Regions from separate parts of the Homo sapiens genome. Here region 1 is linked to region 2. The links are chromatin loops, found by intact Hi-C in ENCODE. Cell type or tissue: heart left ventricle. All regions are shown on one strand.

Evidence for each region. Hi-C counts contacts between places; a loop is a spot of excess contacts. Peaks named below come from ENCODE experiments on the same cell type or tissue, not always from the same donor. Only the 100,000 strongest peaks of a DNase experiment are listed, where the experiment ranks them.
Region 1: it touches region 2 in a loop (4-fold over the local background); 19 of 110 quality-filtered maps call a loop at or near these places.

Annotation. Positions count from the first base shown.
Region 1 is chr9:37,968,082-37,970,581 of GRCh38, reverse strand. All of the region lies in intron 3 of SHB (SH2 domain containing adaptor protein B), which reads left to right. Among named protein-coding and RNA genes, the nearest start is that of SLC25A51, 65 kb to the right of the region's middle. In heart left ventricle, no CTCF peak of the experiment used is centred here; a DNase peak (open chromatin) is centred at 1,281.
Region 2 is chr9:37,916,041-37,918,540 of GRCh38, reverse strand. SHB (SH2 domain containing adaptor protein B) reads left to right here. Exons shown (of 6, transcript NM_003028.3): 6 at 1-2,500. Among named protein-coding and RNA genes, the nearest start is that of SLC25A51, 13 kb to the right of the region's middle. In heart left ventricle, no CTCF peak of the experiment used is centred here; no DNase peak of the experiment used is centred here; H3K27ac peaks cover 2,124 bases.

The DNA of each region.
Region 1 (2,500 bases), 52 kb before region 2:
CTATGAAGCAAAAGTGCCTTCCAGCTTTCAAAGCACTGTCCCGAATTGCGTTCAAGAAAAGCACCTCTCAGGCACTGCCTCAGCATTCTCCACCGGGGCGCCCTTCTTGGGCAGTGTTTCTGGAAGTCAGCGCCTTCCTTCCCATCTCATCAGGCTGGGGCTGCCACCGCGGAAGGCTCAGTTATCACTTCCCAGTTGTCACAAAAACAGCTCTTAGAGTGTGTGAGGTGGCCCCAACTTCTTAGGAATGAAAGTTTCCCCTTCTCTGAGAATGGCTGACATGGAATTTAATTAAGGATTCAGAGAGTTGTTGGTGAGAAATACTTGGAGCCGTCCAAACAGCAAACCCTGGGTGTTCGTTGCCTGCTCTTCTCCAGGAAGCTGACTGTGGCCTCACCAGACCCCCACTCCCACTTGTCGGATCCCAATCCCCAGGACAATGCCCAGTCAGGTTCCACCACGGGCTGCTGGCTGCAGGGAGTGGACTGCAGCTCTGCCTCCACAGGGAAGTGATGTGGCTTCCATCAAGCTGTCAGCCCCCTTCCCACCCGGCAGAGACACCAGCCTTCCAGAGCAGGCTAGACTCTGTTCCTGGCCCACTTTGAATCACCCCAGGAGTCTTTACAGCAACCAGCAAGGCCAGCAGTTGGGTCTAGAAATGGCCTTCTTGCTCTGTCCCCAACCCACCCCCGCCAGGTGCAGCTTGGGCCCACACGAGGCCTATGTGGCACCCCCTGCCCAATGTTGGGAAGGGGACAAGGAGCCTTGGATGATGTCATGGTGTCTGGGGGTGGTGCAGGTTGGTGTGGCAGGTCTACCTGGTTGCCAGGCTGTGTGGCACAGATTGCAAGATGGACAAATGGAACCTGAGCAGAAAGTGGCCACGTAGGGAGGGGCCCACAGGCAGGGACCAAGGAGCCGGGGTGGATAGCCTGTAGAAGCAGACCTCGGTGGAGGTGGCAAAGACACCAAATCGGTGTCTTCACACCTCTGAAGGACCAGTGTGAGGACTGGGCATGAACATGTCCTGGGAGTCTCAGTTTCTCCACCTGGGAAGTAAGACCAGTAGTTCCCACTTCAGAAGGGTCTTGGTGAGATTTGATGGGTATCACATCAGGAAAGTACTGGCATTGTTGCTAGCATTTACTGAGCACTTTCTGTGTGCATTCTCTCATTCAATCCTCATAATCACCCTCTGGGAGGTTAGTTTCCTCCTTTTACAGATAAGGAAGCTAAGGTCCCATGAGAAGAAATAACTTGGCTGGGGGCCCAGCCCATGGCTGGTCAGCAGCAGAGCCGGACTTTGAACCTGTCAGCTCCAACTCCAGAGCCCCTGCCCTAACCCAGTCAAATGTCTGGCCTCTCTGGTGCTATCCAAGATGCTGCAGGAAATATGATTGGAGCTCTCATCCCCCCACAGCCCTCAAGAGGTATCGCATGCCCTTCATCTCACTTGCACTAATTTCTTCATCTCACTTGCACTAATTTCTGCGACATCTACACCAGGATATGTAACTGGGTGGTGGCTTCCCACCTGAAATGGATCCAGTCAGGGTTTCTGTGGGGGACTGGGTTCTGGAGGTTCGTGCTTTCATTGGAGGGGGACCAGCGCCATCCCATGGGTTGGTCTTCTCCTACCACCACTCAGCACAGAGAGGGGCCCGTATACCATAGAGTCCCACATACCATAGAGTCCCACTCCCTGTCCTTCTGGGGAAACTAAGGCTCAGAGTGGAGAAGGGAACAGCTGGAGACCTCATGGCAGAGCCAGTCAGGCCATACATAGAGGAATGACCAGCATTTCCTTTTAACCCAGTGAGTAAACGGCTATGTCTTTAATAATTTGCACTTGTATCTGAGAAGTAAGTAACTGCAGCTCTTGAGCTTGATAGAGGAGCCAGATGACAGGAGGGTGTGTGAAGGGCACCCCCCAGACCTTCTTGAGAAACTAAGTCATCTCATTTCGATTCACCATCTGAAGCTTTGTCTCCGTGAAAGTTACTCTTCAGGCAGTGTCCTTGGCTCAGCCAGGTCTGCCTCATAGCAAAGATAAAAGACACATGACTCAAATACTGCTCAGCATACTTATTTTGGGTACTTATCTGTCTTCCCCACTAGCTCCTTGGCAGATTTCTCTGCCCTAGAAGTTTAGGACAGTGTCTTGCATGTTGGGACCCATGGGGCAATGGGATGAGTCAGACAGTCCCAAGTTCACATGCCGGCTCCACCCTTCACCACTTCGGGACCTGAGACAGACTGTTCAGTCTCCCTGAGCCTTAGTTTACTTATCTGTAAAATGGGGATGGTCACAACTTCTCACACTGGATCTCTGTGTTGATTAAATAAAAACAAAAGATCTGAATGAAAAGACATGGTAAGCCCTAAAGGATCATTTGGTGTTTTGGTTTTCAGAATTGGTTTTGGTGTTCAGAGGGGGCTTGCTGTATTACATAAAATTCAATTTAACATAAAAACCATGTTGCATAAAGAAGTACTTAGT
Region 2 (2,500 bases):
CACTGCTTCCACACACAAGAACACCTACACACACACACACACACACACACACAGCCCTCAGTGGTCCACACTGCTTCCACACACAAGAACACCTACACACACACACACACACACACACAGCCCTCAGTGGTCCACACTGCTTCCACACACAAGAACACCTACACACGCACACGCACACGCGACCTCTCTCTTGCTTGCCATAGCAGGGTCCTCCCACACAGGCCAGGCAGCCCCGATGAGGCTAAGAGTTTCTCAGCTCTCCTGCTTTTTCCACCCACCCAGTAGCATGAAGATGTGGCTGCCCTCTCCTGAATGAGATACAAGGGTTCCAGAGCCTTCGCCAGGCACCAGCTGGTCTGAATGAACTAGAAGTTTGACGACTGTCATCCCTGGCCCACCTGGGCAGAGCACAAGGGGCCGAGTTTGAATGTCATCAGCAGGTTCAGACATCAGCGCTGCTCATGTCTTTAGAGACTGTTTGGAGGTGGTTCCAGCTCACTGTTCACATGCAGAGACACAGGCCCGGAGAAGGAGGACTCGCCAAGGCCACGTGTCGAGCTGGGACTGAGCCCTGCCCCTTTAGGTAGCTGCGTGGACTTCAGCGGTTTGTGCAAAGCCCTGCCCTTGGTGACCCGCCTTTAGTGACCAGTCTGCCTCTTGGGTCTTCCTCCCAGGCCTTGTCTGGCACGTCCACGTGGCCCAGCCCTCATAGAGACCACGCTGGCTGTGGCCTGGGTTTAATCTCTTAAAGAAGCCAATCCTTTCCTTGCCTGTTTGGCATTTCCTAAAACATCCCTCAATGAGGGAGGAAGGCAGGGACACCCTGGAACGATTCGTGCTTTCCTTTGGGGGAGTGGGAAGGTAGGTGGGAAATGACAAGATGAGTGAGGAGTTGGCACTTGGCCAAACAGAGGAGCCTGGACCCCAAGGCTTATTCTCAGAGGAGGCCCAAGAGAGGCTGAGGAAGAGGGGGAACAACCCTCCGGCGGGGGAGGAGGGTGAGACCTCACACTGGCAAGTTCAGGTCCAGCCACTTCCTGAGGCTGCTGGGTGGGGCCGCACCTCACGGTCCTTCCCTGTAGACCATCTTCCCGGGCACATTGCTCCTCAGAAAAGGCTCTGGGAGGGTCTCAGTGGAAGCTGGCAGCTGTGCCCTCTGGCCCTGACTTGGCCTCTTAGGGTATTCCTGGGACCCTCCCTCTGTCCCTGGCCTTCGTCTTCCTGAAGTTTCCCTGGGAGGCCCAACCTCCTGCCCCTCTCAGGGACAGAGGCCAGCAGAGGAGCCAGCTTACAGGATGGGAGCTGCTGAAAAGAATTTTTTTCCCTTAATTTTATGAACCTCTCCCTCTTCTTCCTCTAATTGTGACCGTTTCCTGTGTCAGCCTGTATTCATGTTTTCTTGGACATCTAACAATTGAAACAGCTTTTCCCTTTCAGAAACACTCACATTCAGGTTACTGGCTTTGGTTTGGTTTTTGTTTTGGGTTTGTTTTTTTTTTTTTTCATCTGCTGCCAATTAATTGGGGAAAAAATTGAGCTGGATTTCTTTGAGAGAAAAGAAAAGCTCCTGCCACACAACGTCGCGCCCTCGGCATTTTGTCTGAGAACCTCCAGCACTAGCGGCTGTTTCTGTGTCTCCCTTCTTTGCTGGCTTTATTATTGACCATAATGCCTGCCCACTTGAGCAACTCTGTCCTTGAGCGCTGAGGAGTCAAGGGCCCTTCTGGCAGCCCCCCAAACAGGATGGCGCCCACAGAAAGAAAGGAGGCTTTGTAGGGGAAGAGGGCCCCACCGCCTGCCAGTCCCGTCCTGAAGTCAGAAGAATGGCCCAGGCTGACACCCTCTCCTGGAGAGAGGCTCACAGCGTAGCTGTTCCCAGGAAAGGGGTGCAAAGACTCCGAGGCTTCAGGAGGCAGGCCCTGTCCTCACAGGGCGGCTGTGGGCCGGGGCCCCTCTGTGGCCTGAGAGTGAGCAGGAGGGAAACCTGAAGCAGCTACCCGCAAGGCGTCCGGTCAACAGGGTGGAGCTGCAGGCTCCCTCTGCCCATTCCCAGAACCAGCGGCCCCCTTTGTAAGATGCTGAACACGAAGTTCCGGTAGCTCCCCAGACGCTGTCTCAGAAGTGGTGATATCATTGACCAAGGGCCTGGCAAGGACCGGCAGCCAGGGTCCCCATTTGCTCTTGCAGCCCTAGGGACTGTGCAGGTAGAAGCCCTGCCAGCAGAGCAGGCTGGCGTTTGGTGTTGGCCCACAGACACCCGTGAAGGGTCATGGCCGAATCAGGCAGCTGTCCAGCCAACTGTCTCTCCACCCTTCCAGAATTGGTGATCAGCGAAGACCAAATTCGGCAAGCCATCCAGAGGGAGTGCAGGGCGCACAGTCTTAGATGTGGGCGCACCTCCCAGAACCCCACGGGGACTTGTTCACAGGCGCGCTTGCAGGAGGGCAAGCCCCTTGGTCCTGGAACACAGGTGCCCCTTGGCCTTTCCACCTCCCTCCTT